2 separate regions of the Mus musculus genome follow, and region 1 is linked to region 2. A link is a loop called in an ENCODE intact Hi-C map of the cell type or tissue named here. Cell type or tissue: gastrocnemius. All regions are shown on one strand. Links, peaks and the distances in the headings refer to the core of each region. The heading gives the core; the rest is flanking DNA. Region 1 overlaps Rere (arginine glutamic acid dipeptide (RE) repeats). Region 2 overlaps Park7 (Parkinson disease (autosomal recessive, early onset) 7).

Region 1 (5,369 bases), core at 173-5,172, 410 kb before region 2:
CAGTGCCAGTGTGAGCAAGTGTGGGGAGAAGCAGTGTCCAGTGCCAGTGTGAGCAAGTGTGGAGAGAAGCAGTGTCCAGTGCCAGTGTGAGCAAGTGTGGGGAGAAGCAGTGCTGAGCTGTCCAGGGCGCAGCTCTCTGGAGAGCCAGCCCCACTTGGAGCTGTTGTTTTGTTTTTCAAAATGCAGATGAGCTGGAAGAAAGAGGAAGTAGGTAGCCTGCTTGCCTTCTCCCTCAGGGGAGCTGTCACAAGCTGCCTGTCTTAGCCAACAACAAAATGTCAGAAAAACACACACAGGGGACGATCTGCCAGTCACCTGTTTACCTCTTGAGGAGGAACAAGCCAGGATCCCTCCTGGGGTCAGAAGAAGACACTTGGGTTGCATGCCATCATTGTCACCCAGGGCAGCTAATGAGACCCAAACAATAATTTTGAAAATAAGATTTTCTTGAGTTGGAGTAACTTTTTATGTAATAGTAACTTTTTCCTGTGTGTAGCTATTAAGTTCTTTCCCGTCGTAACGAGTTAGCCTCTTGTATGTGAAAGAGTTTCTTTGATGCCCGGCTCCATTTCAGCAGCTCTGCGCTGTCTAAGCGCAGCAGCAGGTCTAAGGAAATGCTCTTCCGCCCCGTCGCCCTGTTTTCATGTGTTGGGACAAAGGGAAACTATTTCAGATAAATCTGCTTATGTGTTCTCTCTCTGAACTTAGGAAATTTTACATTTTTGAGAGAGCCTCTGAACTTTGGGTGTCCTACCTCCTTGAATTCGAGGGTTGCCTGGCACATGTGGTCCTCAGGATCAAACCCAGGGCTTCATGCATGTTGGGCAAGCACTCTTATAACTGAGTCTCACCTTCAGCCCTGTGACTGAGGTGTGCTGTATTTCTGCAGAAAATGTGTAGATTCCTCAGCTTAGAACTCATGTTGTCTCACAGGATGAACAGGGCTCTGCACATGGTACCGAGCACCATGTCCTGCTCTAAGAATCTGTAAGAACTCATGTTCTTGGAAAAGATTTTCGTTTTTTGACTCCATTCCATTTCTGAGAAACAGTTGGTCCTGTCCTTTTTTCCAATCTTTTATGTTTTGAGGGAATTTTGTGATGTTTCTTTAAGTTATAACTGAGTGGTGTAAAGATCATTTAGTTTGCAGGCGGGAGTAACCTGCGTACCTGCTATTTCATAATGATAAACAGTGCTTTGTGGGAGGCGAACGCTGGATGGGTAGACAGGCTTGTTCTGCAGGGTTTTACCAGGGCCTCTCTTGGCTGCTCTGTGGGCAGGGTGACTGAGTACTTTGGTCCTCAGTATTGCTGTAGTGAGATGGACTTGTTACATGGCTTTAGAAATCTTTCAAAATGAGTTTTAATAGATTTAGGTTTATAGATAGTGTTGTGCGAGAATGAATCAGGGCACTTGAAATGTTTTGTTTGTTTGTTTGGTTGGTTGGTTGGTTGGTTGGTTAGTTGTTTTTTTGTTTTGTTTTGTTTTTCCAAGTATGCTGAGGTGTTTATAGTGGATGGTCTTTAGGCATTTGGGGGGAGGGGCATATGCATGCACGTTCACTTAACTGAGGGGGGGTTAGTGTCAGCCAACCATTATGGTTCATGCTAGGTTAGTGCTCTGCTGCTGAGGTTATTTCCCCCCCCCCCCCCCATCCTTGATCTGAACCTTGTTGCTGTTTTTATTGTTTCAGTTCATTCTTGGAGACCTGGCTGGGCTCATATTAATTACCTTAGAGGATGCTGTAATTTAATCACTTGGAGATTTGGGGGTTCTTTTTGCATGAAGTATGGCATTCCTTGTGTGCTGTATTAGTGCTGTCTCCATTGTGGCCATACCTATGTGGCTAGCTTGCTTGTTTGGTCTTTTTGTCAAGTGCGTTTTCAAAAAGACATGTGTTTAGTTGCTTCTCCTAAGCACTGCTGCTGTTTCTGCGCTTAATTTCAGGTGCAGTTATTTGTACCTGTTTTCCTCGTTCTTGTTCTTTGTTGAAAACATGGTTATTTAAAAACCTGACTTACTTAAAAAATAGAAAAGACAAAAGAAAACTTGCTGTTGTCTCCTGAGGACGGACGCTTCTGGCTTGGCTTGTGGAGTTCCCTGGTGTTGGCTGTCTGGAATCCCCTTTCTAAGGCCCCACTTCCCTGCACACTAGCTTGGTGTGCTCGGAGAAGCTGCAGAGTCTGTTGGCTGGTCTTTATTTACGGAAACAGCAGGGTTGAGATTGATTGCGTTGTGGAGAGACAGTGTGTGGATGAGGGAGGGTCACAGCACATGCTCAGTCCTGTCAGAGTGAGGGAAGTTTCAGCGTTCTGCGTGAAGGCTTAGGTCATAGCACAAGCTCAGTGAGAGAGAGCTCTGTGAGGTCTCAGCCTGCATGGGCCTCCATTTTGAGTACTTAGAGTAGAAAAGGGCAGAGTTTTAGCAGTAAGTAGAGGTGCAGGGATCCAGCTAGACTCACGAGAGCCCGTGTTAGTCATGGATGATCCATTCAGCCCCTGCAGGTAGGCGATCTTCCCCTGGCCTTTCGAAGACATTGGCTTTGCTGCTCAAGCTCCTTCTGAAGATGTTTATGAATCATCTTGCCATTCATAGTGCATGTGCCTAAAGCCTTTGATTCTGCCAGCTGGCCATGCAGAGGTGGCATTGCGAAGCATAAAATCAGAGCTGTGCATGGGGTCTACCAGGAGATGAATTAAGCAAATGTACAGTGTGAAGCTTTGTGAGTCTCTATCCATGTCTCTACCCCTTTCCTTCACCTCTTCCTCTCTTCCGTGTGATTATAGCCTGGGTTTGCCCAGTGCATTTTGTAGAGCTTGTCTGTCTTAAAGACCTGCAGAGCAGACCTGCAGACTGCCTCATTAGCCATGTGCCTTGTGGTGATCGCTGGGCCACAGGATGGATCTGTTTGGCTGTTTTAGGAAGGGTGGTAGGTGGGCAACTATTGGTTGCTTTGAAGGTGGGTGGAACTTGTTTTGATTGAGAGCCTGTTCGCTAGAGCAAATTATAATTCTTGTGAGGTGACACATGAGGGGGATAGCTGTGGATGACGATTGCAACTGTATCATCTTAGTGTGTTTTCAAAGGGAACTGTCATATCACATCAGCTTCTCTTCTGTTCTTTCTGAAGGAGCAAAGCCTTCTTTTTGGAGTTTGTGGCAATTCTCTTTCCAGCTTGGAGAGGCTATAAACATTGACATCTATGTTAAAATTGAGATTCACATACTTTTCTTTATTCTTGTATGTTAGTTTTTGCTGTGGTGTATGTGTATTTTGTGTGATTTTTTTGCATTGAGTAGGAGGAGAGTGGAAATGGAAAGGGTTTGCTGCCAAAGAAGGCAGAGGTGTGGACAAGGTCACGTTTGGTACCTGTGGCTTGATGTCTGACCATGAAGTAGCCCTCTCTACCCAGGTGAAGCTGTTTTGTTTTGTTTGTTTTTACCTCTTGTTTGCAGAGAGAGCCCAGGTAGGGGCTGTGACTATGGTTTACTAGGGAGCCAATCAGGATTAGCAGATTTTGTGCAGTGGAATTCTTACTCAGACAGGGAATTAGAGAAATTTGGGATTGCCTTGCTGCCTGTCATTTCCTCTCCCCTTTAGGGTTGGGAACAATTTAGACATAAGTCAGGTTTTGTGCAGTTGTAAGGACTATAGAAAACACTACAAGATAGAAGAATGTGATTCATCTTCTAGGGGACAGGAAAGTTCACTGTGTATTGACTCTAAGGAAGAAGACTCATAAGGTCTTAGCTGGAGACAGGGATCTTGTCTGAAGAGGCCTCTGATTGGGCCAGGGTTTAGCAGTGCTGACATTTAAAATATTCCTAAAGCATTAAATTTGTATGCTTAATTGTAGAATTTGAACTAAAGAAACGCTATGTAGAGAAGTAAGGTGGTGCTAGGGTCTTAGTTGATATTTCTGTGTTTGATTCCCATTCCTGTGAGGGTCACTTTCTTTTATGACTGTGCACTTCTGAACATTATGTTTGGAAGTTTGGGGTTAATACCCAGTGTTTCCCACAGTGTATAATAGTGCTTCTGGAAGCAGACCATATGCCTGAACATTTGGGAGAATGCTGACTTGTGGTTGTGGTTGGAAGGACCTTACTTCCTCCTCCTCTTTAGTTTGAACGTTCAGAGTCTCGGTCCACCTGCTTGGCTGACTGGCTGCTCGGCTTGCACGGCGTTGTGGTACAGCCACCTGCTTTGATGGAAGATTTGGAGTTCCTGGCTCTGCTTTGTGGTGACCTCTGGGTTTCCGAGTTGATTTTACATGCATTGAAATCAGCAACACTGCTTTCTCTGTTTATGCATTTGTTCTTTATTCTCCTGTCTTGAGAAAATACATTTTTGGGAAAGTTGCTTCTGAATGTCTGTCTCTTGTCTGGGGTTTTGGGACATGTCTGGAGGTGAAGGGTAGCATCGCAGTTATTCCTGGTTGCTGAGGGCCTCTGTGCAGGTTGATCAGTAGGTAATGCTGGCCGGTTTGGCTCATTCCCCACTGGCTGCACTTGGGACTATCAGGAAGTAGGAGGAAACATAGGAGGATGGACTTCAGAGAGAATGGACAGTTCTCAGATCTTTTTATTTCAGTATAGAATAAAGTTTACTCAGGCCATGGGGAGGGGAGTTAAGATGGTAGTAGAGGCAGAGAAAGAGAGAGTAGAGAAATAGAGGCCGGCCATGAGCACATGGAAGCCATGGGTGGGGGTGTGAGGAAGGAGCAAGGGGACAGAGCAGGAGGAAGAAGGGAAGAGCAAGAGAGGAGCAAGAGCTAGACTCTCGACCATGAATTTGAGTGAAGCCGTGCATTTCAAGTTTGTGTGCCTACGAGTGCAGCCCATCTTGAGCAGCCTGGTACCAAAAACACACTTGTTCTAAGCCTGTGAAAGATGTTGGATGGGGGAAGGTAGGAAACACCAGCTGAAGGAAGACTTTAGAGGCACGAGCTCATGAGTCTTCGGGAAAAGCCCACGTGGTTGATAATCTTTGGAATCCTAAGTTTCTGATCCAGGTGGCACAGGTGCTTACATATATGTTTAAAATAGTGTGCACTATCATACTGACACTCAGGCAAACTGTTATTTAACTCAGCTGGGCTAGAGGTCATTTCTGTTAACATTCTTTGAAATATACATTTATTTGTGGCTATGTGATTATCTTTTCTGTTGAGCAGGGGTCACTTCTTCCTTTAAAAAAAAAAAAACGAATTATTTCCTGGCTGTCCTAGAACTTGCTCTGTAGACCAGGCTGGCCTCAGACACATAGAGGTCCACCTGCCTCTGCCTCCTGAGTGCTGGGATTGAAGACATGCACCACCACTACCCAGCCATTTAGTCTTATAACCTCCATTCCTAGTTTAGGACTTG
Region 2 (5,369 bases), core at 237-5,236:
TTAGGCCTGTCTATGACAATCAGGGAACACCATTGCAGAGCAGTTTCCATAGAGACCCAAAGCCCAGAGAGCCCAAGTCCTTGGCCCTTGATCCCTCAAGAGAAGGCAGTCAGCCTCTGAGCACGCGCCTCCTCAGCCTGCCCTCAGGCCTTGCTGCCTGAGTACTCACTCATCCAACACACTTCTGAGGACTACTGCTGCTGCCATGGGCAGGGGGAGCCCAAGCCAAGTGTTACGGAGCCCCCAGAAGAACCTCGCCTACAAGAGTCACGTGGAGGATGGCTACTGTCCCTCAGACTGCTTTCAAAGGGTACAATGGACAAAGAGTGTCCTAAAACCAGGACTTACTGACCCTGGCAATGATGTAGGGGAGGGAGAGCCTTCATTACAGAGAGGAGGGGAGGGGAGCCGGGTTCCTTGCCTTGCCAAGACACCGTAGGCTCCAGGTAAGCTGGGCACTGTGTAGGCTATGAGGTCCCACTGTGTGCCCTCAGTACCCGTGTTTCAGAAGCTCAGGTGACACAGGACCAGCATGTGCTTTGTCCCCTTGTGCGCATGGTACACATGGCGCACACGGTGCACAGCGCAGCCTGAGTTCGTGCCATCCTTCCTACCCTGACCTCACTTCCTGAGGCTCACACAAACTCAACTCCCAAGAGCCAGAGCTCATAACAGAGCGGTTTCACCCAGTTTGACAGTCAGTCTCCCTCTAATAACTGAAACAGAGCAACAGGCTTTCAGGGAAACAACACTTGGGACAAAGCTAAGAACACGCGAAAGTGCAGTCACAGAGCAACTCCATGTGTCGCTGCACACCAAACACACACTCTACTGCTGAATCTTAGCCTCTAAAACAAAAAGGTACGAACTTTTAAAAACTGCGTGTACACTATTTTACTTCAAAAAGGGAGCTCTAGTTATGCCCAGGTATGTATTTAAGAATGTTCTCAGGGCTGGAGAGATGGCTCAGTGGTTAGAGCATGTCCCGCTATTGCCAGAGGACCCGGGTTCCATTCCCAGCACTCGCGCCAGACAGCTCACCACTGCCTGTAACTCGGCTCACAGGGGACAGAACATCCTCTCCTGGCTTCTGTGCACACCTCCTCATGCACACACATAACTGAAAATTAAATAGCAACTTAAGGAAGTTTCTCGACAGCATGGGTTCACATAGGCAAAGAAGCAGAAACCAACCACAGCCCACACCCAGGAGCCAAAGAAACAAGCAAGACACAGGAAATCCAACTAGCAGTGAAGTCAACCTGCCAAAGCTAAAAAGGTAATGACGAGGTTGAGGTGAGAAGGTGCAGCCTCATATGGCACACACCTGCACGCCCATTTAGGCTGAGGCAGGAGGATGGCTTCAGTCCAGGTCAAAGCTACCTGTGCAACACAGTGAGGGCCCATCTCAAACACAAAAGCAGGCTGCAGAATGGCCTAACTAGATCTGAATAACAAACTACCTGGAAAGGCTACAGCGGAGCTTTAGAGTCACAGAGGACACGTCACGGGCCTTACTGACAAGCGCAAGGAGGAAAGCGCAAGGGGAGGGGCATCCAGCCTCGCGTCAGCCCTCCTACCCTGTCTGCTCACTTCACCAGAAAGAGAAATTGCTTTCAGAGGGTTAATAAAACTCAAATGCCTAGCTGATAGGAAGGAAACGCATCACCAAGCAAGCTGGCCGCCCACTGAAGACATTGCCAAAGGTCTGCAGCACTGTGCACTGTGGGCAAAAGGCATTTGCTGAAACTGCTGTCACGGATTCGGTAAAAACACTACCTAAACTAGCACTTCACAACCCTCCCCGCTGTCGAGTCAGGGTTCTGGTGGCCAGGCTGAGGCTGGGCTGGCGCCGCTGAGAAGTGCGTGCAGAGCCAGGAGCCCTCCACTTGGCTAGGATTCTGTCATATAGGGAAGCACAGGGAGGGAGGGATATACTCACTGCCATTCATCATTTTGTCCTTAGCCAGTGGGTGTGTTGTGACCTTGCATCCAAAACCTACTTCGTGAGCCAACAGAGCCGTAGGACCTAGGAAGAAGATGTATATATACAGATGAGAGGGGAGAGAGAACCTGTGCTGTAAAACAGAAATACAGCGTGTGAGGTGGCGCACGCCTGACCCCAGCCCTTAGGAGGCAGAGGCAGGCAGATCTCTGTGAGTTCCAGGCCAGCTTGGTCTACAGAGTCAGTTCCAGAGCGTGTCCCAGGTCAGTGAGGACTACAAAGAGGGCTCTGCCCCAGAAAAACAAAGACAAAACAAAGAGTTTACCAGAAGTATTCTTCTAAAGCAAACACCCGAGTCTGAACAGTCACGGCTCTAAATCCCACTGCTTAAACACAACAGAGGCGCATCCTCCCGCCATGAGCCCCGTGAGCACCGGGCAAGGTGTGCACGGCCGCCTTCCTGTCATAGTAAGTGACTAACTAATGTGGTCAAAGGCCTGATTTGAAAATGAAGACAAAACAACTTACCACTGCCATTATCTGAGCCTCTAAAGAAGGCCATGCCCAGCCGGGCGTGGTGGCACACGCCTTTAATCCCAGCACTCGGGAGGCAGAGGCAGAGGCAAAGGCAAAGGCAGAGGCAGGCGGGTTTCTGAGTTCGAGGCTAGTCTGGTCTACAGAGTGAGTTCCACGACAGTCAGGGCTACACAGAGAAACCCTGTCTCGAAAAATCAAAACAAAACAAAACAAACAAAAAGAAGGCCATGCCAAGAGTTAGCTCTGGGAACCGGCAGCAAGCTCAAGGCAGCAGACCCCACCCTTTCCTACAGCGCCACCTGGTGGACACTTGAAGAACACCCCACCAACTACAAGTCCTTGGGTGTCCTGGTTCCTGGTAAGTCCTTCCACTCCCTGCTTCTGGCCACCTACAAGCTTCACTGCAAGCTTCCTTCTCTCCCCTCAGGAAAGCCTCCCTGCGATGACTTTCTTCTGGACTCAGCAGCACCGAGGGTGATGCTAACAACGGAGCTCCTGACTGTAACATCACGGTCACTCTTGACTGCTGATTGAAGACAGGCTTCATTACAGAGCTCCACTCCCTGCCTGGGCCACCCCAGTTTTCTGTTTATCATCCCGAGACCGTGACACAGGACAGTCTGCTAGTAATGTTTCTTTTTTTAACAGTGACTTGGTTCGGAGGAGGGCCAGGCCCTCAGGTCTGACTGAGCGCAAGTGAGCGAGCCAGCTGCTGCTGTTCCAGTCAGCGACTCGGAACACGATGACACTGCAGTTTACCTTCAGCCAAGTCTAAGAACAAACCCAGGCAAACCCTAGGGAGGCCGGTCTCCCAGGTCAGCGAAGGACACCAGCCCCCTGATGACTTCGTACCCACCGTCAGGACAGTCCAGGTTACAGGGATTGCAAGACCACCAACCAACAGAAATCCCTGGGCCTCGGCACGGCAGGAAGTCAGAGCTGTGGGAGCCTAAGACGGGATGCCCAGGGCAATGCGTAGGTGCTCCCAGTGGCTCTCTAATGTGCTCTCAAGCATGCAATCGTGGCATCCCATGATGCCCACAACCTCTGTCACTTCAGGGAGTTAGAATGGCTTTGTATGTCGGTTTTGAATGGAGCTTCTCACATGCTAGGCACATACAGCTCAGTTATGCTTGGTCCTAAACTGGGAACTTTTAGAGCTTTTTCCACATGTTTTCCCTCCATTCTTTCCTTCAGTGGAGAGAGGCTCTCTTACGTAGCTAAGGATGGTCTTGAACTCACAGCAGCCCTGCCTCTCCCTCAGCACGGCAGTTACAGCCTGGTCTCCCAGACAACCCAAATGTGATTTTTTGTTTTGTTTTGTTTTGAATTTAACTTAATTTTATATGCATTGGCACAAGGGTGTCAGATCCTCTGGAACCGGAGTTACTGACAGTTGTGAGCCACCATGTAGTTGCTGGGAATTGAACCCGGATCCTTTGGAAGAGCAGTCAGTGCTCTTAATTGCAGAGCCATCTCTCCAGCTCCCAGGAAGGATCTTAAAACAGGGGAGGAGCACACAGCCTTTGCCCGAAGGATGGCGCTTGTCAGTCTGATGTCATTTCAGTAAGACAGCAGCCACAGATGTCTCTACAGTATCTGCTTTGTCCCCTGGGGGAGGCAAGGGCACCAGAGCTAAGATAGAGTCCCTTGGTCCCCAAACAAAACCATCCACTCCTCAGTCACTGATTCACCTGTTCTGTGACACACTTAAAAGGCATCTGATGAGGAAGACGCCGGATGCCAGACCGTCACCTGAGAGGAAAGCCACATCAAGGATTTGAAATGGGCCAGGAAGCAAACTGTTATAGTCTCAAGGCTCAGGATATGTACGAGAGAGCTCATCTGAAGCCATGGGTTTCAAGAGCACCCAAGCCAAGACTCAGCACGCACCCAGGCAGGCGAGGCCGGGGGAAATGTGTGGCGTTTGTGCCGGTCAGATTCTTGCTGACTCTCCTGGCAGGCCTAACTGCTGGCACAGAGATGCGCCGGAACAAGCTGTTTGCTGGATTCCAGAAGCCTGATTTTTCCCTGAGGTCAACCAAACAGGGCAAACACTGAGTTTCACAGATTAGCGACCTAGGGCAGACAGAGACAGAAAGCTCAACAATTGGGCTCAGTGCTGCCATGACACGAGTTCATGCCACCCAAACCAAACAGCCAGTGTGGGCGCCTTTTGGCTTCCTGAAGGCAAGCTGTGTGCAGTCAAGCTCCCAGAGACAGGCCAGCCCCTCGCCAGCTACAGCTCCACACCCGCACTTACTCACCTGCACAGATGGCAGCTATGAGGCCCTTCCTGCTCTCCTGCTCCTTGAGGATCTCCTTCACCATAGGCGACTAGAGAGAGAACCCAAGCACCCAGTCACCATCGAGACACGGTCTCTCACGGGAAAGCTGGGACCCTCACTCCCAGCTTAACTCGCTTCTAGCTGTTTCCCAGAAAGCGCTCTAACCCGGAAGTACAAAAGTGGCCAGGTTCCTAACATGTCTGTGCTCTCAAGCCCGGCCAATGGCACTCACCCCAAGGGAAAGGCCCACCACAGTGACGACAGGAAGGAAAAAGCAATGTCACCAAGGCACGTAACCCTGTCCTGTGCTCTAGGAGAGGCAGAAGCGAGGGGACACGGGGTTCAGCAGCTACAGATGGCAGAGACCCCAGAAGGAACAGCCCACTCCCTACTCCTGCCTCCTTTCCTGCATGACTCTTCACATAGAGCTGGAAACGAGAAGCAATGGCTGCCTCTGATGCCATCCTGCATTCACACTGTCACTGTGGTCCCACAGCGGTCCTGGACCCTCGGCTGAGCAGGCAGCACTTTCTAGGCTTAACCCACTCCGCTGCTGCAGCACTGGTCCACTGACCTGGCTAACCTTGCTGTAGTGTCCT

The links. Hi-C counts contacts between places; a loop is a spot of excess contacts. Peaks named below come from ENCODE experiments on the same cell type or tissue, not always from the same donor. Only the 100,000 strongest peaks of a DNase experiment are listed, where the experiment ranks them.
Region 1: it touches region 2 in a loop (2.5-fold over the local background); 2 of 42 quality-filtered maps call a loop at or near these places.

The regions. Positions count from the first base shown.
Region 1 is chr4:150,486,072-150,491,440 of GRCm38, forward strand. The region is part of intron 7 of Rere (arginine glutamic acid dipeptide (RE) repeats); the gene reads left to right. Among named protein-coding and RNA genes, the nearest start is that of Gm52709, 21 kb to the left of the region's middle. In gastrocnemius, for the core only: no CTCF peak of the experiment used is centred there; a DNase peak (open chromatin) is centred at 2,201; H3K4me3 peaks cover 2,887 bases; H3K27ac peaks cover 4,187 bases.
Region 2 is chr4:150,899,066-150,904,434 of GRCm38, forward strand. Park7 (Parkinson disease (autosomal recessive, early onset) 7) reads right to left here. Exons shown (of 7, transcript NM_020569.3): 5 at 4,750-4,819; 6 at 1,943-2,029. Among named protein-coding and RNA genes, the nearest start is that of Park7, 8.2 kb to the right of the region's middle. In gastrocnemius, for the core only: a CTCF peak has its summit at 2,793 (motif pointing left); a DNase peak (open chromatin) is centred at 2,785; H3K4me3 peaks cover 4,865 bases; H3K27ac peaks cover 5,000 bases.